3 separate regions of the Homo sapiens genome follow, and all the other regions are linked to region 1. Evidence: chromatin loops called from intact Hi-C (ENCODE). Cell type or tissue: Caco-2. All regions are shown on one strand. Each heading gives the region's core, and the rest is flanking DNA. Links, peaks and the distances in the headings are about the cores only. Region 1 overlaps KRT37 (keratin 37). Region 2 overlaps KRT33B (keratin 33B). Region 3 holds the start of KRT35 (keratin 35).

Region 1 (10,812 bases), core at 694-8,693:
GCAAAACCTAAAATATTAGTCAATCAGGCACATTGAAGAAAGGGAAAAATCATGATTTGTTTGTTTTGATAGATATTTGTAGAGTGCCCAGTGCGGAACAAACGCACATCTATGCTGTCTTGTAAGAAGGAGATTTTAGATTTTAATAAGAAAGATAAAAAAGTAAATGATCTTGATATTATGAAGACAGTAAAAGGAAGTATTTTTTTTTTTTTAAAAGACAGCTGCAAAGATTTCGAGGTGGAAGAGAGCTCACTGAGAGACCGGAAAAAGACTTCATGGAGTAGGGGATTTTCCAAATATGTTTTGAATGATATTTTTTATAAAGGGTTGGGGAATGAGCTTCTCTCATAGAGAACAAAATAAACACAATCAAACATTTGGAAAATGGAAAATAGTCTAGTTGTGTTGGTATTTATAATGGAGACATTATCCCCAAGCCCCGGAAAGTTGCATTGAGTCCAGGTTGTGAAAAGTCTTAAATACCAGGACCATGGTCTTGAGGCAAAGGTGAGTGAAAGGTAGGGATCTGCCCTGGAAGACGACTTTCAAGTATAAGGAAAAATAAATAGCCAGCTTCCTTTTGAAGGAAAGTAGCAGAAAAAAGGTGGAAAGTTCCTTTACACAAATTATTAGAAAACTGAAAATGAAACCTAAGTTCAAAATTAATCTTGGTGTTTGAAAACTAACACAGTTTTTAATACTCCTTGGGTTAAATAAGAAATCTAATTTAAAAATTTTTAAGTATTTTGAACTGAATTAAAATCAATACACAACCTATAAAACAGATGTTGGCAATTAAGACTTTCCCTGTGCATACGTGAAACAGATAAGCGTTTTGGGAGTGAGAAAAAAACGGCTCATAATAAAACTGATGGTTTGCAATTTTCAGAAAATAAAATTATGCTTCTGTGTACTGGAGTCTACAGGCTAATTAAGGCAGGCAGTGATTAACACTTTATGGTGTCTGTTCTCAGGGCCTCACCCACCTTCCCAGGCATCTTTCCTTTCTATTGACCCTTTCACCAGACTGAGTCCCTCATCACCCTTGTTTACAGAAGATACGTACTCAAGAACTTTGATCTTTCATCTTTTGAAATATTTTTGCATTTCTTTGAAATGCATCTACCTTGATTATCCATTGCTTGGGAGACTCTAGAACAAAATTTAAATTTCCTTAATCTTCAGACACACTCAGAGCATCAGAACCTTTATGGCCTCCCCTATTTCTAAAACAAATAAGCCAGTGGCCATTTGTTCAATACACCCTGGAAAAGGGCAGCTAGCCAGCTTCCAGTCTATGCTAACAAAGATGCTAATTTGACCGCATTCCTAAGATGAATGAATTCACCACGAGGGCCCTTGAAGCAGCAAGTGTGTTTCAGCTGGCACTACAACATAGCATCTCCAGGACGAAAGGGACTTCAGGGTCCTCTAGTCTAGTACCCATTTGCATTAAATCCCTTCGATGACCTTCCTCCAACTAGTCATCTAGTCCACCATTTTCCAGGAGAGCTTACACCATCAGTTCCTGTGGCTTACAAACAGCTTCCCAGGCTTTGTGCAAGACACTGGTATCCAGAAAATTAACAGCAGCTAGCTCAGCCTTAAGGCACTCACATTATAGAGAATTTTTAGAAAGTCTTCACAAATCTACCTTCGTGTTACCTCTCCCTATAGCTTTTGTTGGGTCATTCATTCATTCATTCAACAAATAGCTATGAAGTACCTACTCTGTGCCAACCAGGGGCTGAGCTGGAGGCTAGTAATACATTGGCAAGTAAGTCAGAGAGTTGGCCCTTTAGTTCATTTACTCTCCAGTTCTCCCCCATGGTGTCCCATACAGGATAAATCTAATCATTCTGCCATATTCTCAGCTCTTTGTGGCAGATGTGAGATTTCTTACTCCTGGTTCTGCATTCAGCATGGTTCAAAGTCCCCTTGCCATCCCAGGAATGTTTCCCTGGACATGCTCCATGATGTAACAGTTACTATCACTCTTAAGTGCGGGCTGTACAGTGGGATTTCTGATTAGTTTAGATTGAAAGGCTGCCAGTAGATGGCCAGAAAACCTTCTTGCCCAGGACTTTTGTGTAAACCATGCTGGAGCCACTGGCTATTCAGCCATGACAACCAGCCAGCCACCAGTTGGTCCCATATACAGTCAATGAGACGCATGGGGACCCTTCTCTGTAACTCTATACAGATGTGGGTGATATTCTCCAAGGCATGATTTGCCTTATCCTGGTGACTTACTCTGAATGTCTGATATTCCTGAACTCCTGTTATACCAAAGCCCTTCTCAAGGGGATGGGGGATGCAGAGATGAAAAGGAGAAATTTCCACCCTCAAAAAGCTGAGAGCAGAAAAAGAGGTCACGTAACTCAGTGGAGGGAGAAGTGACTGGAGCTTAGAGATATAGAGGGGCCATCAAAGACACTTTGTCTGGAACTTAAGATTGGGAAGACTTGGATGGGCAGGAAAGATGGGAGACAGTTTTCCAGAAAAAGAGGATGAACAGGCCAGGCGCAGTGGCTCGCGCCTGTAATCCTAGCACTTTGGGAAGCCGAGGCAAGCGGATCACGAGATCAAGGATCGAGACCATCCTGGCCAACATGGTGAAACCCCATCTCTACTAAAAATACAAAAATTTGCTGGGTGTGGTGGCACACGCCTGTAGTCCCAGATACTCGGGAGGTTGAGGCAGGAGAATTGCTTGAACCTGGGAGGTGGAGGTTGCAGTGAGCCGAGATCGAGCCACTGTGCTCCAGCCTGGGTGACAAAAAAAAAAAGAGGATGAACACAAGAAAACACTCAGAAGCAGAAGTGGGCTCAAGAGAACTGGGTACAACTTCAGAAATGCAACAGCCAACAACAGGCCTGTCCCAAGTACTGGACCCCCAAAGAAATGAGTTTGAATGACACAAAATGTCAACCCAAAGAGCCAAATTGCATTTCTGAAGCCTGTAAGAGTGAAGTTTGTACTCCTCTATGCTAAAAATATTGTCTGCTTCTATTTTCATAACATCTCCACCAGTGGTCAAACTTTAACCAGCATCAGAATCACCCAGAGGGCTTGCAAAAAATGCAGGTTTTCAGGCCCCACACCACAGTTTCTGATTCAAGCGGTCTGGGGTCAGGCCAGGGAGTCTGCATTTCTAACAAGTTCCCACATGACACTGATGCTGCTGGTCTGGGGACCACCCTTGGAAGACGGAATCACTGCTCCATAGCAATAGACAAGTTTTGTGGTGACTTCATCCTAGGTGAATGAAGCACCAGGTCACAAAACAGGATTTGATGAATTCAAGAGGAGCCAGTGTTTGGATTACTGTACTTCAAATCAGTTAGCATGCAGTTTTCTCCAATGTAATAAGCAAGTTCTGTTTGTTTTCCTAGTTTGCTCTTCTTTGCTGAGGTTTGTTTTAGGAGGATATCTAGGATGAAGGAGAGAGGAGAGACAAAAAGGAAAATATGCACACTGTGTTGCTTATGCCTGTGGGGAAGAGGCCAGTCCACGCGAAAAACAATGTTCATAAAGGACAGATAAAGGTCACATGAAGTAATATCTATTGACATCTATTATGTGAAGGGAACCGAGCTTGGCACTTGGTATACAATATTTTACTTAATTCTCTCTCACACATTCACAAATCTATACACGCAAATTAGATAGACACCTACTATGTGCGGCCTACTGTGTTATTATTTGACCACCTACTATGTGCCACCAAGTATTATACCATATGCTTCCCATATAGTTGTGTCTTTTCATCCTTATAACCACACTACAAAGCAGTTACAAGTATCCCACTGTAGAGTAAAGAAAACAAAGCTCAGAGCAGTTAGGGATGTTGTCTGAACTCACCAAGTTGGAATGAAAAGTATGGGCCTTGAAATGTCAGCCCAGGTCTGCCTGACCCTGAAGCCCAAGTTCTTTCTGCTCTGCCCAGTGACCCAGAAAGGGCCAGATAGTGGACTCTGGACTGAACACAAGGCCAACACTCCTAGACGCCAGCTGTCCAACTGGATTTATTCAACAAATAGCTATGAAGTTCCTGCTCTGGGCCACACAACTTGCCTGAAGAGCTAGAAACAGAACAGAGTCCTCTGGAGGTTTTTGAGCAGATGAAAGAGAGAATCAAAGGAGAAATTTTAGAAAATTAATCCAGTGCCTGTCAACCTAAAATAATCAAAAGGCTCAGGATCTGGTTAAAAAGAGTTTTTTCAAGCATGGCATGTGAGAGCCGTCTTCTGGGGACACACGAACACCGAAGAATGGCAATCAGTACTCCCAGTGCAGGGGGAAAATGAAGATCACTTATATAGGCAAAAATAGAGGTGCTGAACAGAATTACGACGTTTTCCACACAAAGGCTAGTGTACAGATGTAAGATCTGATTGACCGCTATTGATTACACTCTCATGGGGTTGCTTAACATTCTATTGTAAAAAGGTAGCAGTCACAAGGGCCTCCTTCTCCAATGTCATTTACTCTAGGTTTGAATACAGACAAGGGAGTCTGGTTACTATGCAACATGTCAACACACAAGTCAGGAAGCAACTGTCTTTGCAGGAGAGAAGAAGAACAGCTATATCGCATGACCCAGTTTCCAAGGCTTAATTTTTCACTTCGGCATAATAAATTTAGAAAGCCCTGACATTTCATTTTCTTTTTTGTTTGTTTATTTGTTTTGTTTTTGTTGTTGTTATTGTTTTAGACGGAGTCTCGCTCTGTCGCCCAGGCTGGAGTGCAGTGGCGTGATCTCAGCTCACTACAACCTCCGCCTCCCGGGTTCAAGTGATTCTCCTGCCTCCGCCTCTGGCGTAGTTGGGATTACAGGCATGTGCCACCATGCTTGGCTGATTTTGTATTTTTAGTAGAGACGAGGTTTCACCATGTTGGTCAGGCTGGTCTCAAACTCCTGACCTCAGATGATCCACCTGCCTCGGCCTCCCAAAGTGCTAGGATTACACGCGTGAACCACTGCGCCCGGCCCCATTTTCCTTTTACCACTGCCCAGTGTGCACCCTGGAGTGGGAACACTCCATCTTCATTTCGTATGCTCTCTAGCATGCAATACAGTGCCTTGTACATAATATTTACTCAATAAATAGAACACAAAAGAGTGAAGGGCTGGTGGTGTGTGCAGAACAAACCTGGCACAGAAGAGAGCAGGAGGAGGCTCTTACAAGAATCCAGGCAGGATGTGATGGAACCCAAAACCAGCCACCAGCAGTGCTGAAGTAAAGGAAGGCACAAAGGACATAGATGCTGCAGAAGGACTCTACAAGACAGGGAGAATTACTGTATATGGGGTCAAAGGAGGAAGAGAAACCGAAAGTGGCCCCAAGGTCACCCCCAAGTTCCTAGGACAATTGTGTGCTTCAAGGGAGCTGAGAAGTCAAAGGAAAGAGCTGGCTAGAGCGGGAGAAGCTGCATTCAAGTTTGGAGAGGATGAGTGTGAAATATAGCTACCTGGGACTGGCCACTAGGGGGTCACAGACAAAGGCCTGGGGCCAGGGCAGAGCAGCCTGGGTCACTGAGAAACCCTCCTCCTCAGAAGCTAAAACGTATTACACCTGGCAGGCAGGTAAAGCAGGTAAGCTTAGCCCAGGGGCTCATACTTGAATAGGAACGGTGATTCTAACTGGGAGAGTCTGTGTATCACCCCCTAGCCCCAGTGGGGAGGTGATGTTTGGAATATCTAAAACAGATGGCAGGGAAGTTATTTTAGTTAGAGGAAGTGTCATTTGAAAACAAGCATAACCTGTATTTGAAATGAGCTGTCTTTTAGTCATGATACGAGTTTGGTATTTACATTTTTGAAAGTTAAAACATTAAGTGAGAAGGCAAGATATCTTTACATTTATTAAGTGGGAAGGCATGGTTATGAAACACTGAATTAGGTAGAAAAAAGATACATTAAAAATGGTTTAATTTAAACAGGCTGAGAACTTCATGAGCTTCAAGCTGAGCTCATGAAGATTATAAGTGGCCATGAGAACAGATGAAATTGATTTTGTTCTTGGTCAGGAAGACAAAGAGAAGATGCTGGGGGGAAGGAGGGGAGGGTGGGGCACACACCATCAGCCTTAGGTATCACATATCATCGTCTACAAAAAAACTATCCAAATAAAAAATGCTCCTGTTCAGGAAAGTCCAGAAATTCACTTCAATCTTCTTGGCTTCCCAGTGTAGACAGTGGTGGGAGCAGGAGTGGGCCCTTCCCCAGAGCTCTCTCGGTGACTGCAGTGTCCACCCCAGCAGCCTGTAGCTGTTTACCCTTTCTCCTTTCCACTTTGCTGGAATTTGTGAGAAATGGCATTTGGTGTCAAAAAATACATAAGTGCATGGGCCTCATGAGCCGCAACTGATGTTACCACGTGAAGGCTGGGAAGAAATATCACACATCAGCCCACAGGCAGTGCAGGATTGGTGAACTGAAGAGGGACGGGCTAAGCACTAGGTGGCTCAGAACCAGATGTGGCCCCCAGCCAAGGGAGCAGAAGCCTCAGGAGAAGGAAAATAAGAGACACCTGGTTGCAGTTATTGTGGCCAAAGCAAAGCCTATTGTGCCACATTCAGGGCTATATCCATCCAGTCGGTGAGAGTATGTGAGGCAGAGAGGCCAGGGACAGGCACAGAATGTCCAGGCGGGAGAATCACTTGCAAGAAAAGATGTCTGGGATTTGGTACCAGAGGGAGCCCTAAGCTCTCAGGCTAGGATAACGAATGTGAGTAAAACCCCAGGGTCCAGGTGTCCTGACTGCACTGGTTACCCACCTGCCAGCCTCTAGCCTTCATTTTCTATGTACCTGAGTGGCACCTCCTGTCACACCTAGCCATGGGACCTCATAGGTAGAGCTTGTTAAGGGTGTGACCTGGCCAAGAAAGGTGGGGACAGGTCGGATCTCCACAACCCCATCACACTGAGGGTCAGGGAGGGTCATGGCCACTTCTTAAAACATGACTCTTGTGGGTTCCTCATTAGAAGAGCCCACCAAACAGTCTTGTCCTCTGACAGCCCAATGAATGCTTTTTTGGATTCAGTTAGGCTACTTGGAGTGAGAAACAGGCCTAATGACAACAGAAGATGGCTTTTATTATTGCATGTACATGAACAAGGAATATGGCCAAACTTTCCAGCCACCAACGTAGAATCTAGGGCCCCGATGCTGAGAGTGGGTTCTGCTACTATCTCTTCAGCTCCTTTTTCTCTCTGGGAGGAAGAGATTGTACCTGCTGGTTCCTAGGGAGCCCCAATAAACCAATATCCACTGAACACCTTCTAGATGCCAGGAACATTAGATGCATTACCCCTCAACCACAGTGAGAGGGAAATACAACTATCCTACTTCCACAAACAAGGAATAGGTCTCAAGAGAATGCAGTGACCTGGCCAACTTCACTCAGCAAGGTGGGTTCAAATCCCACTTCAGAGTCACCAAGGTGGGATTTGAACCCAAGTTTCCCTGACCCTAGAGAAGATCCACCTCCACCACACTATGCCACCATGAAGAAGGACCAGTTTTTCATTGCTCTTTGCACCAGGGCACATGGACAAGCTGAGACCCAAGAGTTTCATTCTTCTGGACACACTTGGTGCTTGCCGTAAACTGACTAGCATGGCGTGGGAGGCAGCAGCCTCTCTGGGCTGCTCCTCCACCTGCTTATAACTGCATCTGGCTGTGAACCACCTTGGCCAGTGCCAAAGCCACATCTGAGAGGCAGGCAGGGACTTGGAGTGCTCTGATGGCAGCGGCAGCCCTCACCGCCAGCACCTCCAAGACAGCAGCAGAATAGACAACAGAAACATCAGTGGCAGCATCTCTCTAGAGAAAACTAAAGCCTAGAAGTGCCCCAGGACCAAGACCCCAGTCTCCAGTGCCCAATCTGGGCCTCTGCATTTGGGAGAGTGGGCGAGAATTCCATGGCTCCATGAAAGGGGCCAACTGGAGTGAGAGGAAAAACTTGGCAACTTGGCTCAGACAATTCTCAACACGACCTTCCTTTGACGATATTAGAATGCTAAGTGATGTGATTTTGCTCTTGGACAAAATAACAAGAGGCTGAAGATGCCAAAAGCATGGTAGGGACATGTTAGCTCTGAGCTGTTCTGAAAGAATTCAAACTTGGCAACTGGCATCACTTCCTTCCACCAGTCTATAGGGATCCCTGGGAAAGGTGAATACACATCCAACATCAGGAAGGGACCTTCATCCAGAGGCCCCAGAGCACCCCAGGGAGCTCCTGGAAGCAAGATGTCAGAGCCAGTGAGGACACAGGACCTGACGACCAGGACTCTCCGACATCTCACATACAACCAACACCGGGGAGACAGCACTTGGTGCAGGAAGGAGGTTTATTGACCATTTAATGCAGGGAACCCAGTTACATTTTTGGAGATTCTGAAACACTGGAATAGAACTAAAAGTACCAAGAAGAGACACCAGGAAAAATAATTGCTTTCATGGAAGATAATTACAACATTTTAGCAACAACAAAAAATACAGCTTAGAGGCATAGGCAGGGAGCCACTCCTTGGAAGTATCTGCTACCGGTTGATTTAGGGAAAATGCCTCAGTGAGTCTAGTCTTGAAGGAAGACTGGGCAAGGTGAGGGCACTCCTGACCCCAGTGCAACCAGCCTCAATCTCCTAACTCGGGCCTTCAGAATCATCTCCCCATGCTGGCTCCATGGCCAGAGGGAGACCCACCGGTGACAGGGCCACAGCTTGGACAAGAAGTACAGGAGGCAGGCGTGGAACAGGGATTGCAGGGGAGTCTGCAGGGAGAGAAAGAAGAGTTACATTAAAAAGATGTCTCAGTGATTGATGGACAAGGGTAAGATCAGGGTGAAGGCTGGGCCTGCCACCAACAAGGCACACAGACCAGAGAATCTATACCAACAGTTCTCTCATCTGTGTCTTTCTACATCCAGGAATCCTTGGGGAAGATTTGGCTTAGGGACCTGGCTATCATTTAGAGAACATTTTCTCAATAATCCAGTCTGCACAGACCAGGAGAGGTTAATGAGTCACTGAGCAAGAGAGCACAGGAAGGCTTGTTTGTTAAGATGATATCTTCTGCAAGCACTTCCATTACCTCTGAGGAATTGCCTGACAGTCATGTGTGTGGCTTAGGAATTGCCCAGATCACACGTACTTGCAGTCCTCGCTCTCCAGAAGGTTCCGGTATGTGGCAATCTCGTTCTCCAACCGGGCCTTCACGTCCAGCAGCACCTGGTACTCCTGGTTCTGCCGCTCCAGGTCGGCCCGGATCTCAGACAACTGCTCTTCCAAGTTGCTAATGAGGCTCTGCATCTGGGCCAGCTCTGTGCCGTAGCGGTCCTCCGCTTCACACAGGGAGTTCTGCAGACAGTCCTTCTGTAATGGGAAATAATGGGGTAAGAGATCCAGGTGCCCCAAAACTCAGCAGTGAAAATCATGACCAAACTCATCACACATAGGGCAAATTCCAAAATGTCATAGGACATTCTCAGAGCTCTGGAGAAATCACTGTCAACATGACCATGACTTCTCTCTCATGCACACAAATCTAACTTAAGGAACTGTCATGTTCATCCCTGTATCCCCAGTGCTTGACAAAAAGCAGGCACCTCGTAAAATCTTGTGGAGTGAGTGCCTGAACTTCCGCACTGTGTTGTAAAGGAAGTGGACTTGATTTTCTGAAGAAACCATTTCCCTGGGTCACACTGAACTTGACAGCAAGACGTCTCCATCGGGTATAGAGGACCCCAGATCTTGACTTAATGTTGAAGGAACTGATTTGTGAGACTTTAAGAGATGCTACTACCAGGACATGGCATGGGGCATTTGCAGTGCAGTGAGGGTGAAGGACACGTACCAAGGTGTGCTGGGCTTGGCGCTCCACCTCCAGGGCATTCACCGTGCATCTCAGCTCCAGGATCTCCGACTGGCAGCACTGCAGCTCCTCGGAGCAGGACATGGCCTGCAGGCTGATGCCTTCAGACTGGAGCACAGAGAAACACAGTCACCTCCCTGCTCAGATGGAGGCCAGGTACTCCCTGGCTCTGTAACCCCCACTCACCTGGGCTTGGAACCACTGTTCCACATCCTGGTGGTTGGTCTCCACCATGGCCTCGTACTGAGCCCGCATCTCCCCCAACACCCTGTTCAGGTCAATGGTGGGCTCAATGTCCAGCTCGATCCGGAACTTCTCCCCCAGCTGACTCCTCAGAATCTTTACTTCCTGCAGAAATGGAAGCGATAGACAGCCTGCGTAAGGAAACGGCCTTTGATGGAGCAGACAGCACCAGGACTCCGTCCCTGGCAAGCAGTAGGAGGGGAGTCCCACACATAAGCAAATGGGAAAGTCTTGTCCAGAGTGCATTTGGGAGAGCCCACCTGGACACCTTCCTCATGCCCAAGGCAAGTCTGCACTTTCCACAGAGGCCCTCTGGACCCTCAGACCCACCTCAGCCCTGCATCCTTAGGCCAGCTGAGCCCAGGCAATGCTCTGAGAGCCCCAGGGCCGGGGAGCTCCCCTGTCTGCCCAGCGCCCTCCCCAGGAGTCTGAGCAGCCAGGGCCACACCTGCTCGTGGTTGCTCTTGAGGGAGAGCTGCTCCTCCTTCAGGGACTCCTGCTGGGCCTCCAGGTCGGCCTTGGCCAGGGTCGCGTCATCCAGGAGCTTCTGCGTCCCGCACTTGTCCGCCTCCACCAGCTGGTGAAGGGAGCGCTCACTCTCCAGCCTTCCGTCACAGGAGGCACAGGGTCAAAAAGAATGCCCCAATAGCCCCTCTCAGCTGCCCTGGCTTCCTACCTCCC
Region 2 (10,812 bases), core at 781-8,780, 56 kb before region 1:
CCTTATTATTCCCTTTATTCAATCACTTTTTATGTATCAAATTGTTGTTAGCTTTAATAGCTGAAATATCCCTTTCTTACAAAGCCAAATAAAGTATTGTCATCTCTGTTAGAATTGCATTTATTAAAGCCAATTCTAAAAAAATTAATAATAAAAGAGCCTTTCTTTTCTACAAAAGTAAAATACAACAAATTTTCAAACTCGATTGATAGGTTAAACATTAAATTAGACAAAGATGAAAAGAGAATAAGTCAACTGGAAAAGATCTCTAAGGAAATTTACCAGAATATAACACAGAAATATTTAGAGATTGAAAATATGAAAGAGATGACAGACAAGCTAGAATGTGAAGGTCCAAAATCTGTTTGAAGAAGCACAGAAATGGTGGTATGAAGAGCTTGGGGAAGTCTCTCCCCTAGAAAGACATCTATTAAGCCACTCAAAATTAACAAAGACATCAGTCAAAGGCTCTAGGCATTGATTAAAGGGCTTACAACAAATGAGAAGCATTTACTCAACAACCACACACAAAAAATGGAAACTTGATAAGAACACTGGGGGCTATGATGTTTAAATGAGGGACTCCATTATTTCTCATGTCTCTGCCTTCCAGAAGCACCATGTGCTGGGCAGCTGAGTGGCAGTTCCCAATCCTCCCAGCAGCCAATACACATCAGCAGATCCCATTTTTCATAGCTCACCCATTTCTAACCCCAGTTCCCTCTACATAGGGAGGATTCAGGCAGGGTGGCTTGAGGAGTGCAGTCCTTCTTTCCTGCACACCTCTGTGTTACAGGAGAGATGTTCCATTGGGCTCCACAGTTAAGATGGCAGTATCACCCAAGTTGATCTAAACTTTCAACAACACCTACCAAAATCCCAGCTAGCTGTTTTATAGAACTTGACGTGTTGTTCCTTTTATTCATGTGGAAATGCATAAGACCAGAATAGCCAAAACGATCTTGAAAAAGAAGAACAAAGTAGGGGGATTAACATTTCATGATTTCAAAACTTACTACAAAGCTACAGTAACACAGACAGTATTCTATTGGCATAAAGATAGACATACAGACCAACAGAATAAAATTGAGAGTCTAGAAATAAACCCTCACATTTATGGTCCATTAATATTCAACATAGGTCCCAATATAATTAATGGGGAAAAATAATCTTTTCAGTAAATAATGCTGGGACAACTAGACATCCACATGCAAAAGAATAAAATGTTTGACCCCTTTCTTACACCACAGACAAAAAAAATGACTCAAAATGGAGCACAGCCTAAATGTAACAGCTAAAACTAGAAAACTTAGGAAAAAAATGTAGAAGTAAATCTTCATGATCCTAGGTTAGGATCATGCACTTATTCCTCCATGATACCTGTTATATGTTACAACATGGATGGACCTTGAAACATACTATGTAAATGAAGCTAGCCAAAAAAACACATATTCTATGACTTCATTATATAAAATGTCCAGAACAGGCAAATCTAAAGAGACAGCAATGATTTCCTGGGCCTGGAGGGTTGCAGGGAACAGAGAGTGACTACTAATGGGTACAAGGTTTCTATTAGAGGTAATAAAATGTTCTAAAATGGTAGTAGTAGTTATAACTCTCATTATACTAAAAACCATTTGATTTTATACTTTAGATCTGTAAATTTTATAGTATATGAATTATATATGATACATTATACTTCAGTGAAGCTATTTTTTAAAAAAAGGAATTCAGAAGGAGAAAATGGAGTATAAGATATAAGTAATATTGAAAAAATGTAATGGCTGAGAATTTTCCACGGGTATTGAAATACATGAATCAATCAAGAAGCACATAAGTCCTAAGTAGGAAAACTAAACCAAAGCCATCCCTAGAATAACATAGTGAAACTGCACAACACTAAAGACAAAGAGATGATCTTAGAAAGAGTCAAAGAGAGAAAAAAATAGAAGAATTACCAACAATGGAAATACAGGTTAGCAATAGGCTTTTCAGCATCAACAACAGAATCCAGAAGATAATGGTATAATATTTCCAACACGCTGAAGGAAAATAGCTGCCAACCTAGAATTTTATACAAACTAAACCATCATGTAAGAGTGACCACTAAGAAAAGACATTTTCAGAAAATAACAGAGAAGTTGTCACTTATAGATTCTTAGTCTGCTGTGTGTTGCTACAGCAGAATTCCACACACTGGATAATTTATAAAGAAAATAAATTTATTTCTCCAGTTCTAGAGACTGGGAAGGCCACTATCAAGATGCTGGTATCTGATGGGGGCCTTCATGCTGCATTGTCCCATGGTAGAAGGTGTAAATGCAAGAGAGCATGACAGCCAGAGAGCAAAAGGAGGCCAAACTCATTTTATAACAAGTCCACTCTCATGATAACTACCCCCCTCCCATGATAAAATGACATTAATCCATTGATGAAGGCAGGGTTCTCATGGCCTAATCACTACTTGACCATTAAGTAGTAGTGAATGGTTTAAGTAGTAGTGAATGGTTGGAGGTGTCATTCAAACCATAGCAAATGCTATAAAAACTACCAAAGAATGTATTTCAGAAAATAAAAAGTTAAAACCAGAAAGGACGAATAAAGTCCAAGAAACACTGCAAACAAATAAACTGGTAACCATGTAGATAATTCTAAATAATAATAATAATGACCAAATTTTGGAGCATAAAAATAAGGTAAGATTGAACATGGCGACTCACATCTACAATCCTAGCACTTTCAGAGGCCAAGGTGAAAGAATCGCTTGAGCCCAGGAGTTCACGACCAGCCTGGGCATCATAGAAAGACCCTCGTCTCTACAAAAAAAAAAATTAATTAGCTACACATGGTGGCATATGCCTGTAGTCCCATTACTCAGGAGGCTGTGACAGGCAGATAGGTTGAGACAAGGAAGGTGAAGCTGCAGTGAGCTATGATCATGCCACTGCACTCCAGCCTGGGCAACAGATCAAGATCCTGTCAATAAATAAATAAATAATAAAATAAACCAAGATAAAAAAGTAAAGTAAAGAACATAAACAAAAATTTCTGACAGGGCACAGTGGCTCACACCTGTAATCCCTACACTTTGGGAGGCCAACACAGAGAATCCCTTGAGCCCAGGATTTTAAGACCAGCCTAAGCAACATAGAGAGACCTTGTCTCTACAAAAATAAAAAGTAAAAAATTAGCCAGACATGGTGGCATGCATGTGTGGTCCCAGCTACTTCGGAGACTGAGGCAGGAGGGTCACTTGAGGTTAGGATCCTCAGGATCTGGGAGGTTAAGGCTGCAGTGGGCCATTGTATTAATCCATTCTCACACAGCTATAAAGAAATACCTGAGACTAGGTAATTTACAAAGAAAAGAAGTTTAATTACCTCACAGTTCTGCAGGCTGTATAGGAAGCATAGAGGCTTCTGCTTCTAGGGAAGCCTCAGGTAGCTTCCAATCATGGTGGAAGGCAAAGGTGCAGCGAGGTGTCTCACATGGTGGGAGAAGAAGCAAGGGAGTGGGGGAGGTTCTACACACCTTTAAACAACCAGATCTTGTGAGAACTCACTCACCGTTGTGACAACAGTACCAAGGGGGATGGTATTAAACCATTCATGAGAAACTGCCCCCATGATTCAATCACCTCCCACCAGGCCCCACCTCCAACATTTGGAATTACAATTCAACATGAGACTTGGGCAAGGACAACATCCAAACTGTATCGGCTATGATTACACCACTGCACTCCAGCCTGGGTAACAGAGTTAGATCCTGTCTCTTAAAAACAAAAAACAAAAACATCTTCTATGGATCTTGTTTTTATGCAAGAAGAAAGAGATTAAATTAGATAGTGCTAAGTCAAGTGTGCACATTTAAAAATTAAGAACACATATTAAAAGGGGGAACAAAGAAAACAAGATCAATCCACAGGTGTCAGGAACTGAGGAAACAATAAGCAACAAAAAAAAATCATCCTTAATGGAAAGGACAAAGTAAGATTTTTAAAATAAGTCCAAAAAGTCAGTAATAAAATTACATGTAAATAGATTAAACCCTATTTCTCCTCATCAGACATAGAGTGCCCTCACCACCTTATCCAAAAGTTTCCACTTCCTATTCCCTTTCCTTGCTTTATATTTCCTCTCAGCACTTATTGCTTGACACAGTCATGCTTGTTTGCCTCTTTTTATTGTCTGTCTTCTTCCACTTGAAAGTAGGCTTCTTAGAGCAGGTCTTTGTTTTGTTCAGTGCTCTGCCCAACAGGCACCATCGTAAGCATTCAATGATTATACATTGGATTGAATTGATTTATAGAGAAGACACATGAATGACCAATAAAAAGATTTTTTAAATATTTAATTTCACTAGAAACTTTAAAATTATGAAGTGAGACAAGCTAGATTATACCCACATTTCATTGGCAACATTGCCTTGTCACACTAGATGGCCAATTGCAGGTCATCATGTCATGGTGAATTTTACAGCCAGCGTATCTTGCCAAGTCAGTAAGCTAAGTAGTGCCAACTGAAAAATCACAAGATTAATAAAGTTGGAAAGGAGAGCTTTATTTCTCATAAAAGGCTGCAGCCTCCAGGCTGACCATCCTGCAAGCTGGGAAGCGTAGCCTCTGGCAGAAGCCAAGAGTAAGCATTTTGAGGGAGGGAAATGTGAGAAAGGAATGTATGCTGAGTGAGGTGGCCAAATGCACTATTTAATAAGCTACAGGAGGAGTCATGAATATTTATGAAAAGACAAATGTAAGCATGTGCAATTGAGCTTCATGCCTCTTCATGGGTCGCATGTTCACAAATGGTGGCATTAGCATGATCCAAGGATGGAGTTTTTGGCCCTCTGATGTTGAAAGGTGAGGCAGAGGATGTGAAAACCCTCACCGCACATCCTCTGTAGACTGGCCAGACCACTCCATGGTTGGTGGTCTCTTATCAGGAAGGAATGCCAGCCAGTTGGTTGCTGTGTTGAAACTGCAAAAGGCGGGAGGAAGGAATCCAGTCACAGCTTCAGATGATGGGCTAAAGGTGATAAAGGAATGATTCATCTGTTTCTTATTTTCCAGAGCTGGTTTCTGCTTACTCCTTAGGAAAGAATTCTGGTTAAAAGTTAATAAGGAGGGGGCATACTGAGGCATGTCTGACCTCCCATCCTGTCATGGTCAGGGACTCTGTTTTTTTCTTTCTTTCCTTCTTTTTTCTTTTTCTTATTATACTTTAAGTTCTGGAATATATGTGCAGAACGTGCAGGTTTTTTACATAGGTGTACATGTGCCATGGTGGTTTGCTCCACCCATCAGCCCATCATCTATATTAGGTATTTCTCCTAATGCTATCCCTCCCCTAGCCCCCCACCCCCCAAAAGGCCCCAGTGTGTGATGATCCCCTCCCTGTGTCCACGTGTTCTCATTGTTCAACTCCCACTTATGAGTGAGAACATGCGGTGTTTGGTTTTCTGTTCCTGTGTTAGTTTGCTGAGAATGATGGTTTCCAGCTTCATCCTTGTCCCTGCAAAGGACATGAACACAACCTTTTTTATGGCTGCATAGTATTCCATGGTATATATGTGCCACATTTTCTTTATCCAGTCTATCATTATTGGGCATTTGGGTTGATTCCAGGCCTTTGCTATTGTGAACATTGCTGCAATAAACATACATGTGACTCTGTTTTTAAGGTTTCTCTTCGGTCCCCTTGGCCAAGACAGAGTCCGTTCAGTCAGCTGGGGGACTTAGGATTTTAGTTTTATTTCTCAGTGGTAACACTGACCCTTCCCAGATACTTCAGAAGAGCAATTTGGCTTTGTCCTGAGAAAAAGTGATCTCCCTGACACTCCTTTCTTTTATCCTCCAAGGAGAGCACCATGGCAGAGATAAGAACTAAGGACTGTTTTCCCTAGACCCATGTTTTCCGCTGACACAACATCAAACATAGAAACAAGTTTTGCTTAATATTTTATAAATTGAACACTAAAAACAAAGTGTATTTACTGTGTTGAGAACTTTGACCTCTCACTCACAAAGCATGCAACTGGGTATTTGGGAGGCACTGTTCCTGGTGAAGGTAGCTGAGAGGTAACTATCAGTGGACAGTAATCCCAGCATGTGTGGAGAACTGCCGGGATAAATTGAACAAGGGCGGTTTTCATGAGGCATGCAGGTAGCTCCAGGGAATGAACTCTCCCTGAGGAAAGAGAGAATAGAGTCCACAAACTGGGTCTAAGACATTCTGAGCAGAGGATGGAGTATCACTCAGACGGTCTTCCAAGGTCTCCTGTCTAAGCTGCAGCAGCATCAACAACAAAGGAGTAGATATTAAGTGAACTAGAATATGAGAGCACAAGAATTTAAGACTGGCCAGGTGCAGTGGCTCACACTTGTAATCCCAGCAATTTGGGAGGCTGAAGTAGGCAGATCACTTCAGCCCAGGAGTTCAAGACCAGCATGGATAACCCAGCGAAACCCCTCTCTACAAATAATACAAAAATTGGCCATGCATGGTGGTGCATGCCTGTAGTCCCATGTACTCAAGAGGCTAAAGTGGGAGGATAGCCTGAGCCTGGGAAGTTCAAGGCTGCAGTGAGCCGTGATCATGCCGCTGCACTCCAGCTGGGGTGACAGAGTGAGACTCTGTCTCCAAAAAAAAAAAAAAAAAAAATTTAAGAATTTAAGACTGACATGTGATGATGGAACCGGCATCATCACAGCAGGGGAGATAGTATCAGCTTCATCTCAAGGAGAGAAGACATAATTAGCAGATTGGTTAATCTGGGAATAATCTGCAGACTGAGGGAGTGGCCTTGGCACAAACCACAGCATGCACAGTGATGGGAGCCATTAACCTTGGTTAGACATCAGCAGGCACCAGTAGGGGCCAGGCACCAGTACCGTGGTCACTGTTAGCATTTGCAAACACCTGACTTGTAATATCCTAATTTGATTCTAAATAACTTTGAGGGGGAGGGTCCCGAAATTCATATGTAGTTCCCATGGTTAAACAATTCAAGTGAGAAAAGAAACACTTTCAAAATAGGTTGGGTATTGCTCAAATATGGAAGATGGCAAGGTGGTGCTTTTTAGTATTGAGTTATTCAGTATTTCACAAAGGAGAGTTTCAGAGATGTTTTGAGCACTAACAGCATTGTGTCTCCCCAGGAGGATGTATAAGCTCTGGGTGCTTGTTTGAAATCAATTTTGTCCTCTCATAATCACACCTCATGTGTAACTGACAAGCAGAGAGTGAACTCTGGGTTCAGTCCTGCCATTGATTCTTCCTCACTGTGAGGAAGAGAAAAAATTAGTAGCACAATTCCTGGCATTTGGTAGGTGTTCAATAAATATTAACTTCTGTCATCCCTGCTAGGGACTTAAAAGAATGAGTGGAACTGTCTAGAGATGCTCACCGTTGCATTTTACTGAGTAAGGTCCCATGAGAAATATGTTTATCATATTCAGACGAGGCCTCTTGTCCTAGTGATCCTACTTGTTTTATGCTGGCCTAAGTGGATGCTGGGACTCACTGTGCTTAATGAATGTTAATGAAGGTGATGAAGACCTTTTAGGAGATGATTAACCTATAAAGTCCTCCTTCTGCTTTCAAGTGGCTTTATAAGAAGCACACAGAGAGTCAACACTTTGAAAAGAATGAATACAAATGAGAATCATGTCTGCTTTGCAAGAGGAAAGTTTATTAGGCGATTTGGGGAACTGCAATAAAGGTAGAAGCAGCAGAGAGAACAAAACACCTCGTATGCCACTGTCACAGCTCCAACCTCTGACCATCAGAACTCAGACTGACTACAGGAGAGGGACCTGGGGTGAGGAGGATCAAGTAGCCCTAGGCTCAGAGTCAGACCCAAACGCTGGGCATTTGTTCTCCTTCCAGACCATGATTTGTGGTGATGCCTCGGGGTGGGGTCCGGTGGCTGATGGTTGTCAGAGAGGCAGAACTGGCCCACCGATGGTAGTTCTGTCTTCATGCTATACTTCTGCTGGCCCCAGGGTATCTAGTACCCAAAGGTGTTGCAAGGCCCACAGCGGGAACGAGGACCACAAGGATTGGTGACACAGGATCCAATGGGCTTTTCACATGCATTGGTGGTGGCGCAGGGGTTGGAGGGCAGCCTGGGATGCAGAAGCATTAGACTGTCAGCATGAGAAGGGTGATTCAAACAAGGGAGACTCAATCCAAAGAGACACAGAAACAAGCAGAACCCGTTCTCTGATGTCCTAGGAAGCCATGCCTTGTTTGGATCACTCCTTCTACAGAGTTCTGATACAGTGGCAGAAATGAGCAAAGAACATGTAAGGTGGAATCCCAGCCTTCCTTGTATGACCCTAGACACACAAGAAAGTCACTTCCTCCTTCTAAGCCTCAGCTTTCCCACCTGTAAGGTAGGACTGGTAGTACCAACCACACAGGATTATGAAAATTCCACAAGACTGTGTTCATAAAAATATTATGTTCGCTGGCAACTGCTGTACTGTTAGTTATTGATCATCAACCCTATTGACACTCAAATGCTCATCTATAAGAAGGTGATAATGATTCCCACTCTGCCTGCCTCAGATGATTCTAACAAGAATTAATGAAACGGTGGATTTGAAAGTTCTGTTTAAATCAGAAAAAGTGATCATTGTTACAGTTTCATTTTCCTTTTTGTGGTGACAAGACAGTCCTGAAGACAGAAAGATTTATTTGGCCATCAACATCCAAAAAATCTCTACTGGAGGAAGGAGTCAAGTCCCATGACTATCTTTTGTAAAAGAAAGTATCTTTAGCCCAGATAATGTTAGCAACAAATATCCTACACTTCCCACGGCTGTAATATAAAACTCTCGCCTCTACAGACAGATTGGCATCTGAAACTTGATTTTCAAAGTCTCTGTTTTATCCTACAGTAGAACAGTGCCTGTCCCTTGCAGGGGTGCCGTCCGCCAGGTACTCACTTGCAGTCCTCGCTCTCCAGCAGGCTCCGGTATGTGTTGATCTCACACTCCAGCCGCGCCCGCACGTCCAGCAGCACCTGATACTCCTGGTTCTGCCGCTCCAGGTCACTGCGGATCTCCGCCAGCTGGGACTCCACGTTGGTGATCAGGCTCTGCACCTGGGACAGCTGGGAGCTGTAGCGGGCCTCGCTCTCTGTCAGCGTGTTTTCCAGAGAGTATCGCTGTGGTGGGAAAGATCAGGAATGTCAGAGAGCTGCTCCTTATAGGGTTCCTCCATGGGGTTCGAAAAAACTCACAAGCTCCAAGAGCTAAGAAGAGTGTGTGGCCCCAAGGGCATCCCCAAGACTCTGCCTCCCAAGTTCCCATCGCTCACCAGCAGGTCTGAACAATACACACCAGGTTGTGCTGGGCCTGCAGCTCGATCTCCAGGGCATTGACTGTGCGTCTCAGCTCGATGATCTCCGCCTGGTAGGACTGCAGCTGCTCCGAGCTGGATACCACCTGCTTGTTCAGCTCCTCGGTCTGAAACACCCAAGGGGAGAAAGGATCAGACCCTGCCTCCGGGGCCCTGGGGGGCCTCGGGTCCTGAGTGGCCACGTGCTTAGATGCCCACCTGCGTGGCGAACCATTGCTCCACTTCCCTGCGGTTGGTTTCCACCAGGGCCTCATACTGATTCCTGGTCTCGTTCAGGACCTGGTTCAGGTCCACAGCGGGAGCAGCGTCCACCTCCACGTTGAGGCGGTCTCCAAGCTGGCAGCGCAAGGTGTTGACTTCCTAATGGAGAAAAGGGAAGAAATAAACCCACAGAAAGAAGTCTTTCAATAACTTCTTTGAGGCAGTTCAATATAATGGGAAGAGGATTGCATTGCAGCTTAGGAAACATGAGTTGAAGCCCAGCTGTCACCTCTGGAAATTCTGGCCTCTTCTCTGAATCCCTTCCCTCATCTGTATGATACGGCTGCTTCATTAAATGATTGCTAATATTTCTACCCAGTCCAAGATTCTATCATTTCTTTCTTATTTCCCCTTTGCTCAGTGATAAGCCTGGCATGATAATTGGCTTACAATTGTTGCTACTTAAATATAGAGAAACCAGGTTTCATTCCTCCTATTTATTTCATGGGATACTACTAGAGTATGACACATGTTTTCATCATGAAAACGTCTAATGTTTGAGACATGCATCTGATTTCGTAGTATTGCATTCAGCCATGAGATCTGAATCAACCATTATTTGAGTTATTTCATTTCTCCCGTTTTTCCCATCCATCAGTTCATCCATCCATCCATTCATCCATCTATCCATTTATCTAGCTTGAGTTCTAGTTATCTAGGTGAAACAGAGTGTAAGAATGTTTTCTATCTCCTTCCAGTCTTGGTCATTAACCTACCTGGCACCTCTTCAGAAGCTAATAGATAGCATCAAACAGTAGACAGTAGTTTAAAGATATTTGTGTGACCTTTCAGCCATACATGTCTGGTCCCAAGGGGAAGTAGGTCAGCTTACCACACTCCTTTATGTAAAAAAGGTAAGCTGTCACTCATTCCCCAACAAGCCCCAAAGTATGTTTTGAGCAACCAGCAAAATGTTGTTAGGCCTAGGGTGCTTAGCAAATCAAATCCTACCTTATCCTATTCAGGGGGATCACAGAGCTCTCAGTATTGGGATATTGGGGGCTGGGACTCTTACCTGCTCATGGTTCTGCTTGAGGGACAGCAGCTCCTCCTTCAGGGACTCCATCTGGGCCTCCAGGTCAGACCTGCACAGGGTCAGCTCATCCAGAATCCTGCGCAGGCTGTTGATGTCGGACTCCACCAGCTGCCGCAGGGACTGCTCCGTCTGGTACCTGCACACACAGCC
Region 3 (10,812 bases), core at 1,105-9,104, 66 kb after region 1:
ACAGAACTCCAGACTCCGAATGCCAGGCTCTTTCTAGGCACCATGCTGTCTTCCCAGAACTTGGTAGATTGCAGTGAGAAGACAAGAGCACATGCAGTGATACTCACTTGCTGTCCTCACTCTCCAGCAGGCCCCGGTACGTGTTGATCTCACACTCCAGCCGGGCCCGGACGTCCAGCAGCACCTGGTACTCCTGGTTCTGCCGCTCCAGGTCAGCCCGGATCTCGGCCAGCTGGGCCTCCACGTTGGTGATCATGCACTGCATCTGGGCCAGCTGGGAGCTATAGCGGGCCTCCGTCTCTGCCAGGGTGGATTCCAAAGCATCTCTCTGTGAGGGCAAGAGTTGTGTAGGGAGGAAAAAGGCTAGAGGTCAGAGAAGGAGCAAGGAAGGAATCTTCCTTGGAGCTATAGCGGGCCTCCGTCTCTGCCAGGGTGGATTCCAAAGCATCTCTCTGTGAGGTCAAGAGTTGTGTAGGGAGGAAAAAGGCTAGAGGTCAGAGAAGGAGCAAGGAAGGAATCTGGGTCTCAGTGAGGCCTCAGAATCCAAGAACAGAAGCTCGGAGAATCAGAGTTTGAGCTAGGATGAACCACAATCAGACATCTCACTTGAGATGAGCTAATTAGCCCCTGTGGCTTCTTTGATCTAGAAAGTATCTCCCTGTTAGTGTCATCTCTGAGTAACTGATAGTTACTCAGAAGATGTATCTGCTTGCACAAATATAGGACCTACTGCCTGGACATGTCAGTTGCTACAGGTCTCTTGTCCTTTACCACTGGGGGATTTGTGACTGGAGCTGGTCCCTCATTCCCTCTTTTCTGCATAGAGAACCCCTGGTGCTCAAGAACATGGACCCCTGGAGTCCGCCTGTGTGGTCAAAGCATGGAAGCTGGGGAGCTTGTGTGCTCCTCGGCTTGGTCCAGAGGCAGCTCCACCCTGCCTTGGGGCTCACCATGCTGTGCTGAGCCTGCAGCTCAATCTCCAGGGCGTTGACCGTGCGTCTCAGCTCGATGATCTCTGCCTGGCAGGACTGCAACTGCTCTGAGCTGGACACCACCTGCTGGTTCAGCTCCTCACTCTGAAACATACACACACAGAACCTGGTCAGCCACACCAGGGACTTGGCTTCAGAGAGCTACAGAGGCCGGTTAGAATCATGAGCCAAGAAAGACATTCCCGATTCCCCAGTCCCACTCATTTATTTTATACTGGAGGGCATTGTTGCTCAGAGGACAGCAACCTGCCCAAGTGGGTCTGTTTTGACCTTGTCAGCAAGGTCAATTGAAGTGGGTCTGTTTTGACCTTGTCAGCAAGGTCAAAACAGAGATGGGACTCAAAGTTAGATTTCTTGATTCAGAGCCCCAGGGTCACTTCCATGTGAGCCACCACATACCCCTGTTGCACTGACTGTTTCCAGGTACCTACCTGGGTGTCCAACCAGTCTTCAGCATCCCGGCGGTTATTCTCCACCAGGGTTTCATACTGGCACCTCATCTCCTCCAGAACTCGGTTCAGGTCAACAGGTGGGGCAGCGTCCACCTCAACATTGAGGCGGTCACCAAGTTGGCAGCGCAGTGAGTTCACTTCCTATAGCACAGACCAGGATGAGTACTAATTCCCAGAGGGCTGCCTCCAAGGTTCACCTCCTCCTCATGTTCACCTCCTCCCCATGCTCACCCCTCCTAATGCTCACCTCCTCCCCATGCTCATCTGCTCCCCATGCCCACCTCCTCCCCATGCTCACCTCCTCTGCATGCTCACCTGCTCTCTATGCTCACCTGCTCCCCATGCTCACCTCCTCTTCCCTATGCACACCTGCTCCCTCATGTTCACCTCCCCCTATGCTCACCTCATCCCCAATGCTCACCTCCTCCCCATGTTCACCTCCTCCCCCATGCTCACCTGCTGTGCCGTGTTCACCTTTTCCCCCATGCTCACCTCCTCATGGTTCTTCTTCAGGCAGAGCAGCTCCTCCTTCAGGGACTCCACCTGGGCCTCCAGGTCAGACTTGCACAGGGTCAGGTCATCCAGGATCCTGCGCAGGCCGTTGATGTCTGACTCCACCAGCTGCCGCAGGGACACCTCCGTCTCATACCTGCAGGCATAGAACAGGGCACCTGAGTCTGCATTTCCTTTTTGCATCTAAGTCAGGCCTGCCCTCAGACTGTCCAGGTGCTGTGAGTCCTGCTTTTATGCCCCAATGACAGAGTACAGCCAAAACCCTGAGCTCAGGCATCACCTGTGTCCAGTTCTAGCAGCCCCCAACCACATGACAAGCAGGACAACTCACTTGGTCCTGAAGTCATCTGCAGCCAATTTGGCATTGTCAATCTCCACCACCAGCCTGGCATTCTCAGCCTTGCTGCATAGAGTCTGGAGATATGAAGAAGTTATTTCATTGCAAGAAAGGACATTCCACTTGTTGGAGCTCCCTAAAGCTGACAAGGGCTGACTCTGGAAGGAGGAAGTCACCCATCCTAGACCTCTGCTACTCCATGTGCATTGGAGTGTTATGGGCAGGCTCTAGGGATCAACTATGGAAAGTCCAGGGTTTCTTCCAGTGCAGTGTATCTGTGACCTGTTACTCAGGTTAGATAGCTGCATGAAAATGCAACAGGAAAGGCCTGGCATGATGAAATGAGGCTTCTTCCAATCTCCCTGTCTCCCAGGCCTACTGGGGGCCCAGGGCATTTCATTGCCAACAACATACCCCGGGATTCTCTGGTCATAAATGGTCCCTCACAGGAGCCAGCTATAACTTTGGGCCAGGCGAGAAGTGGATATGGGCCCTTGGCAAGAAAGAAACTTCTCTGACAGGCATTTTCTTCCCTGAGTTACTTATGGGAAGCCTGAACTGCACTGCACTAAATACATCAAACCCAATCCCCTGACTTTAAATAAAAGAGGAAATGAAAACTCAGAAGACTCAGAGGATTGGGCAATACCACCAAAGGTCACAGAGTTCATTCATAGACCTGATGTTCAAGCTCTGGCTCCAGTAACTGCCATCTGGGTCGCTTACCCAGCCTGAATCTCAGTGTTCTCAACTGTATAATGGGCTAATGATACCTCCCTCTTAAGGTTATTGGGAGGAGCAAATGAGGCCACAGAGATGAACATGCTTGGTGACTTCCAACATGCCCTATGGGAACAGAACTACCAATGAATGCTGGTGACACAAAGTTCCTGGGAATCCAAAGCCACTCTGAACCTCTTACCTTCTTCTGGAGCTCCTCGATGGTCCGGAAGTAGGACTGGTAGTCAGGGCACATGTAGGGGACCTGCTGCTCACACCACTCACGGATGCGGCTCTCCAGGCTGGCGTTCTCCTGCTCCAGCTGACGCACCTTCTCCAGGTAGCCGGCCAGGCGGTCGTTCAGGGATTGCATGGTCTCCTTCTCATTGCCAGTGAGGATGCCCTCCCCAAACCAGCCCCCACCCCCACTGTAGCTGGTAGCGAAGCCTCCAGCAGGGAGGCAGAGAGCAGGGAGGCAGCTGGTGGCCCTGTAGCTGCTTCTGCCCAGACCCACTGAGCAGGCAGAGAAACTTCTGGCCACAGGGGAGAGACTTGGAAGCTTGCAAGAGCTGCTGGAGTACATTGCGGACACACGAGTGGAGCCCCCACTGGCCCCTCCTGGGCTCTTGAGAGACCCAGAAGAGAAGCCGGCCTTGAGGCATTTGGAAGCCATGGCCCCTGCAACTCAGATGCAATTGATAGGTCTCTGAGGCCAGACACCCCAAAGCAGAGAAGCAGCTCCTTACCCCAGATTTATATCTCTGCCCCAGTGGGCATTGGTTGGCCTTTACAAAGTGTTTTCTCCTCATTAAAGTTAACACCACTTTCTATTAAAACCCCTCATTAACCTGTTATTTAGTTTCCTGTGAAAATTTACCAGTCTCATAAAATAGGAGCCCCATTACTATGTCAAGACTCATCTCCACCACCCCACATCACTGGGAAGACCAAGTCCCTGTCAGTTCTTCAAAGGGACCTGTCATTTGAGCCCAGACCTCAGCCTCCGCATTAAGCAAGCATGGGAGTTCAGCCACTGTCTTGACTTTCTCCAACTTTGACTTCTTTTATTGGCCTGAGGGAGTAGAGGAGGTCTCTGGGGTGCTCCCAGAAGATGGAAGGGTAAACTTGGTTGGTGCAGGAAGGCAGGGGTCTTGCAGCCAGGGAGACACAGAAGGCTCTTGAATTGGCCCAGAAAATATGGCTAAGGTGACCAATTTTCTTGGTTTCCCCAGGAATTTTCTGGCTTTAGTTCCGAAAGTTCCATATGCCAGGGAAACCTCAGTCCTCGGTAAAATGGGACAGCTTATCACCCTAGATACTGCAGAGCCCTGATGGACACTTCCCTACTCTTTCCCTTGCCAGGAAGTCTGTGCAGGTTGTAGAGCCTAAGTTCTAGCCACAATGCCTAGAGATCAGTTAATTGGACACCTGCCCATGATGACATCTAGGAGGGCATGTCTTCCCCAGCCCTGGTTGAGAAATGGAGAAGCCCTTCCTTCTGGCTGCCTGAATTGGAGCTCTTTTCACACAGCCCTATCAATAACCCGGCTGATGGTAGCAACCATCATTCACTGAGCATTTAGTACCCACCAGCCCCCACGCTGATCTGTCTCTATGCATTCTCTTATTCAGTCCTCACACAAACTCATGAGATTGGCATCACCAATAGCCCATTAAATAGAGGAGGCTTGGACTGTTTCAGGAGCCTGTCCCAGATCACAGCTGAAAAAGCATCTGTACAACTGTTCAAGGCATGCTATCTTCTTTAAGGCCTCACACACACCCTCCAACACAGTCGTGGATAGAAAGGTGCTGACTCCTACAGAAGGAGACAATGGTCAGAGTAGAAAATGGCTTACCCAAGGTCCACACAGGCTTCCCAGGGAGGCTAAAGCCCAGGCCTTGCAGCTCCAAACCACAGGCCCACCCCACTGCCTCTAAGGGCCCAGTCCTGGCCAGGCCTTCCCCCGAAGTCTGGCCCCTGCTCCAGCCCTGCTGTGCCCTCCCAGCTCTGAATGCCCAAGGCAGTGACTATTGGTAGATTTCTTGGCCTCCAATTAACTGACGTCTTCTGATTGTCTTGTGTTTCAGCCCTATTTTCCCAGGGAGACTGTAAGCATGGGGGCAAGGATTGACCTTGTACTTTTTTTTTAAATCTCTGTAGTGTTAAGCACAGTGCAGGGCTTCTAGATGTCTATGAATTAATTAATTAATTAAGTGATTTTTCCCACGGTGAATTGTGTTAAGAAAGGAAAGAAAGAATGGGAGGAAACAAAAGAGAGTAGGGAGCGGGGAAAGGAAAACACAGTCAATCTTAACTATTCCTACTTCTTTTTTTTTTTTTTTTGAGATGGAGTCTCACTCTGTTGCCCAGGCTGGAGTGCAGTGGTGCGATCTCAGCTCACTGCAAGCCCCACCTCCAGCGTTCACGCCATTCTCCTGCCTCAGCCTCCTGAGTAGCTGGGACTATAGGTGCCCGCCACCACACCCAGCTAATTTTTCTTTTTTTTTTTTTTTTTGTATTTTTAGTAGAGACGGGGTTTCACCGTGTTAGCCAGGATGGTCTCGATCTCCTGACCTCGTGATCTGCCTGCCTCAGCCTCCCAAAGTGCTGGGATTACAGGCATGAGCCACCACACCCAGCCTACTATTCCTACTTTTGTAAATGAGGAAACTGAGACTCAGAGATGGAAGGGGATCCGGCATCTCTGTGTAGGTGAGCAGCACCTGTCCAGACTAACCAGCCCCTTTGGCCAAGAACAAAGTGTTTTCTGGGCCAAAAGCCATTCTGCCCAAGGGAGATGGATCTCATAAACCAATTTAGTGCTAAAGTTGTGACTAAAAAATTCTTGATAAGATTTTTAGATAACTTTATAAAACATATATGTAATATTTTTCAAGCTGTTTTAAGGTATTTTGTAAATTGGTCTGATCTATTTCTGTTCCTTTTTAGCATGCTTTTCTTAAATGACATGATTATCTAGAACCCCTTATCAGCAAGAACTAACATTGTTTAGCACATTCCTAGTAACTTTCCTTACAGGATCCTTGCACTCTGCTCAGATGTGGTCCAGGCTGTCCCCAGATCATGCCACGGATACACTAAATACGGCCCTAAAATGCCCTTTGCCCTCCTTCCTCCTTTTTCTGCCCATCAAATCCAAATCTGCCCCAAAGCCTTTCCTGGTCACCCCAGCCCTCAGTGATTTCTCCTCTTCCCCAAAACTTGAAACCCTGCCCACACCCGCTCCTGCTATCCCAGTGCAGTTGCTGGGAGCGAGGGGGCGAGGTGTCTCCACAGCTGGACGTGAGCTCCTCGGGAATTGTGCCTGTTATCCACTCTTTGTTCCAGCCGCTTCCGCCACCCCTGCTCCTTCCTAGATAGGCCTGAGCCTTAAGATTGGATTAGCTGTGTATGCCATGTTCCGTTGTTATCTCTTTGTTGATTAATTGATGTGTATATGTGAATGAGAAAGGCAGTCAGATAGCATATCTGGAAAGTACAAAAAGGATCAGAAAAACCATACCGCCTTGAAATAAAACATCATATTCACTCTGCGGAAATGTTATTGAATGTTTTCTATATCTCTCTCCATATCAATGAAATAGGAGCCCAAAGACCTAAGAAGGCTCCTAAGTCAGCCGCCTGCTGTGTGACTTTAGACCAGTCGCCACCTACCCCCACAACACTGTTGAATTCTGGTTTGCTTGTTGGTCAGTGATTTCAATTGCAACTCAGTTAAGGGTGTGTGTGAGGTTGAGATAGGAGGTGTTTCCTAACTGATACATATGCTCTGGACAATGTAATTAAAAGCTAGGCAAGTATGAATAAATAAAGAGCTCACAGCCACACAGGGCTGATTGCGTGCATCAGATGAGGCTATGAGTGTGCCCTGTAAACTGGAGAGTGATCATAAAAAGGGAAAGCACTGTACAACACAAGGTGCTGATGATGTGATTACTTATCAGGTCATGCCCTGTGTGGTTCATCCACAGTGACAAGGCAGCTCAGCTGTTTCCCGGAGACTCGTTCCATTCCTGGACCCCTGCCTGTTTCCGCACAGAGGTACAATGCTCTCTGTGCACGCCTGGTCACACACTGGCCTCAGGCCAGGGTCAGGGGTGCAGACTTAGGCCCTAGAGCATGAGTGGAGCAGTGAGAGGGAAGGGGCAGGGCAGGTGAGAGAACCATGCCAACTGCCCCCCCTGCCCAAAGCTAGGTGCATCCTCTGAGGCTGAGGCCTTTGGGTTCACTCTCCAGCTCCAAGGACACTGCTGGCAGCACAGCCCTCACCATAGCATCCTGCCAGATACAAAGCAAAGCACTTGGCCCATGCAGTGGGGGTTCCTGTTCAACACTCTGAAGCCAGGGACTCTGCATTTGTAGTAAGAGCAACACTGATAGCTACCACTTTTTGGAAGCTACACACACACTGTCTCATCAGAACCTCCTGGCAGCCCCATTTCACAGATGAACCTGCTGAGACCAGAGAGGTCTCATGACATAACCGGGCATATAGCACAGAGTGGCAGAGTCGGGCTCAGTGCAGGATGCTCTGATGCTACCTATGCACGTCTTCTCCTGTTGTCTGATAAGTTTGCTGCACCTCTGGCTTGCTCAGCAAGTGATTGAAGAGTCCCATTTAGCAGCAAGTAGCTGATGACATGAGGCAGAGCCAGGTCATGGATGTCTTGGCCATGACCCAGAGGAGAGCCCAGAGGAGAGTGAGCACAAGAGAGGGGGAGGAGGGAAGAGAGACAGAGACAGAGAGCGAGACAGAGAGAGAGAGAGAGAGAAATTGTACTGAGAAGAGCTCCAGAGCCAGGGTCAGAATAGCCAGGTGATGGCCAGGTCTCTGCCACTCACTGCTCTGTGGCCTGGAACAAGTCACTGCCCTCTCTGGGCCTGTTTTCTCAAGTGAAGACTGGAGCAGGGGCAAAGGAACCAACCGTGAGGCCCTCAGACCTCTCCCAGGCCATGCTTCTCTGATCAGAGGGGTGTCCAGAGCTGGCAGAGTTAGGCCCCACCTGCAGACCTGCCTAACTCAGCCAGTGGAATCCAGGGCTCTGAACTCTGCTCCACAGTGAAGCCTGGCTGTCCTCTCCCCAGACTCCATGTCTGAGCACCCACCCCCACCCCACTGTCCCTGGCACCCTTCAGTTTGGCCCTATGTGCCTTGTTGGGACATGGATTCACCTGCCCTCCACCTTCACCTCCCTGCTCTCCCTGACTGCCCTCCCTGGCATGGCTGGCTGAGGATGGCTGCCTAGTGTTTGGCCCTCTCTGCTTGTTCCTGGGACCCCCTCTCCTTAACCATCCCCAGTATCAGGCAGCAGGGTGACAGCAGCTGGGCAAGAGAGGAGAAGCTGAAAGAAAAAGAGAGATAGCCACCGAATCCAGGTCGGGCTATGGATGAAGACTGGCTCTGGAGCCTTTGCCTCTTCTGGGGCCGCCCTAAGGTGTCTACTCACAGGCAGGGCCAAGCTGAGAGCTATGGCCGCACCCATCCAGACTGGGTCAGTGTCTGTTCTCATTGGCCAGCCTCTGAGGCATCTTTGTTATTAAATACTTCAAATCACCCTGCCACCGCCTCCCACTCAGAGCCCGAGAAGATAGACCTAAATGGAAACCCCACAACTATACTGCAGCCCCTGATCAGACACCCCCATGAACCACACGAGCACATGAGCATCAACAGAGTCAGCCAGGGTTGAGTTTGCTATGCCAGGAGAACACACTTTATTGGGTAAATTTCCAGGAAACCTGGTTTTGCATGGCGTAAAAGCACAGTTAAGTCCGGAAACACAATACGGGGAGTGTTTTGGTAGAAAAACCTGCTAAGCGTAGGGGGACCCCTCTAGAGAAGGGCAGGGTCGTTAAGCCTCCAGGAGCCACAGGGGTGTCCTCCTTCCTGTGGTCAGGGCCCTGCCCTGGTGGACCAAGTGGGCTGTCACAGCGGGCGGGACTGCACGTGCTCCCTGGAGGAGATGACTTTCCCATCTCTGATCTCCTCGGTGATGGTGCGGATCTGAGTGCCAACCTGGGGAGCCGGGGTGCAGGGCACAGAGGGGACACAGGGCACCGGGGGGACAGAAGGAACTCTAATAACAGGCTTGCATGCCGTGGCACAAGGTTGGGGAGGAAGCCTGAGGAAACAAAATCATGCAGGGTGCATTTGGCATCGGAGCACTGGGCTGAGATTCGTGTTAAACAGATCTAGAGGATCAAGCGAGACCGGTGGCCCCGGATCATCTCAGTGCCTCTGAATTCCCCAAGGGTGAGAGGACTGAGCTACAGGAATGAAGAGCAGAAACTGCCAATCAGAAAAGATGGCGGAAAACACGCGGCGTGTGTTGGGTTGGATTCTCCCGCTGTGCATTACCAAAGCCTGGGACTAAATGGAGAATCTCAAGGGGCTTTGGTTTAGTTCCCTTCATCTGGGCGACAACCACTTCTGGGCTTGACGCCCTCCACATGGCACTGAGGGTTCAGTCAAGCCCTACCCCAGCCCAAGGGCCACTCACTTGCAGTCCTCTCCCTCCAGCAGGTGGCGGTAGGTAGCGATCTCGCCCTCCAGCCGGGCCTTGACGTCCAGTAACACCTGGTACTCCTGGTTCTGCCGCTCCAGGTCGCAGCGGATCTCAGACAGCTGGGCCTCCACGTTGCTGATCAGGCACTGCATCTGGGCCAGCTGGGAGCTGTAGCGGGCCTCGGTTTCGGCCAGGGTGGATTCCAAGGAATTCCGCTGCAATGGGAAAGAGGAAGAGCTGCCTATTGGGGAGGAATCCCCTGACCCCAGAAACCCACAGCCCTGGGCATCTGCCTACGGCCTGTGATCACACCCCATGAGAGCCTGCACGCTGAGGCTGGTGCGTCGGGGACCTGCCACAGGCCGTGGCCAGCGACGCAGGCAGGGGCCACTCACCATGCTGTGCTGAGCCTGCAGCTCAATCTCTAGCGCGTTGACCGTACGTCTCAGCTCGATGATCTCCGTCTGGCAGCACTGCAGCTGCTCCGAGCTGGACACCACCTGCTGGTTCAGCTCCTCAGTCTGAAACACATGCCAGGGCCCAGAGCATGGTCAAACCAAGCTACTTCCAAGGGTAACCCCAGCCCAGGAGCCTGTGGTCCCAGGGCACCCCAGCCCCACCTGGGTGTTGAACCAGGCCTCCACATCTCTGCGGTTATTCTCCACCAGGGCCTCGTACTGGCATCTCATATCCTCCAGGATCTTGTTGAGATCCACTGGGGGAGCAGCGTCCACCTCCACATTCAGTCGGTCCCCAAGTTGGCAACGGAGTACACTGACTTCCTGCAGAGAGGAGGCAAGACGGCATGAGGTTGTGAAAAAGATGCTGGATTGCAGGTTTCAATGACCTGAATTCAAACCCTCTTCCCTCAGTCACCAGCTGCATAGCATTAGACAGGATACTTAAATATCTCTGAGCCTTGGTCTCCTTCTCCGTATATACCTACCTCCTTCTATGGGATATTTGTGAGATGATACAAACCCTAGGCAAATTAAATTGCTGTTATCAGGCACTAGAGCCCAAATAGACATGTAGTGTTATGGGCAAAAGTGTAGACCCTCTATGACCTTAGGCAAGCAACTTAACCTCTTTGTGCCTAAGTTTTCTCATCTGTAAAATGGAGCTTGTAACAGTTTATAATTCTTGGGATTATTGTAAGGATGAAATGAAACGAGAATGAAATGCAAGGCCTTTGTATAGTTCCTGCCGCACAGAAAACTGAAAGCCCAGCAGTGGCTTCCTAAGCTGGATGGGAAACACTGGGAAG

Evidence for each region. Hi-C counts contacts between places; a loop is a spot of excess contacts. Peaks named below come from ENCODE experiments on the same cell type or tissue, not always from the same donor. Only the 100,000 strongest peaks of a DNase experiment are listed, where the experiment ranks them.
Region 2: a loop joins it to region 1, with 4 times the contacts of the local background. A loop is called at or near these places in 3 of 110 quality-filtered maps.
Region 3: a loop joins it to region 1, with 2.9 times the contacts of the local background. A loop is called at or near these places in 11 of 110 quality-filtered maps.

Annotation. Positions count from the first base shown.
Region 1 is chr17:41,412,199-41,423,010 of GRCh38, forward strand. KRT37 (keratin 37) reads right to left here. Exons shown (of 7, transcript NM_003770.5): 3 at 10,580-10,736; 4 at 10,075-10,236; 5 at 9,871-9,996; 6 at 9,169-9,389; 7 at 8,349-8,788. The coding sequence ends at 8,680. It overlaps LOC100505782 (a long non-coding RNA gene), which reads left to right. Exons shown (of 3, transcript NR_040111.1): 3 at 221-390. Among named protein-coding and RNA genes, the nearest start is that of KRT37, 7.0 kb to the right of the region's middle. RefSeq lists a silencer at 8,919-9,213. In Caco-2, for the core only: a CTCF peak has its summit at 5,500 (motif pointing right); DNase peaks (open chromatin) are centred at 3,973 and 5,533.
Region 2 is chr17:41,355,829-41,366,640 of GRCh38, forward strand. KRT33B (keratin 33B) reads right to left here. Exons shown (of 7, transcript NM_002279.5): 3 at 10,642-10,798; 4 at 9,564-9,725; 5 at 9,347-9,472; 6 at 8,951-9,171; 7 at 7,670-8,125. The coding sequence ends at 8,008. Among named protein-coding and RNA genes, the nearest start is that of KRT33B, 8.6 kb to the right of the region's middle. RefSeq lists an enhancer at 8,779-9,280. In Caco-2, for the core only: no CTCF peak of the experiment used is centred there; a DNase peak (open chromatin) is centred at 4,963.
Region 3 is chr17:41,477,411-41,488,222 of GRCh38, forward strand. KRT35 (keratin 35) reads right to left here and starts at 3,741. Exons shown (of 7, transcript NM_002280.6): 1 at 3,217-3,741; 2 at 2,289-2,371; 3 at 1,937-2,093; 4 at 1,424-1,585; 5 at 951-1,076; 6 at 108-328. The coding sequence starts at 3,687. It overlaps KRT36 (keratin 36), which reads right to left. Exons shown (of 7, transcript NM_003771.5): 4 at 10,166-10,327; 5 at 9,941-10,066; 6 at 9,540-9,760; 7 at 8,726-9,161. The coding sequence ends at 8,966. RefSeq lists an enhancer at 8,488-9,441. In Caco-2, for the core only: no CTCF peak of the experiment used is centred there; no DNase peak of the experiment used is centred there.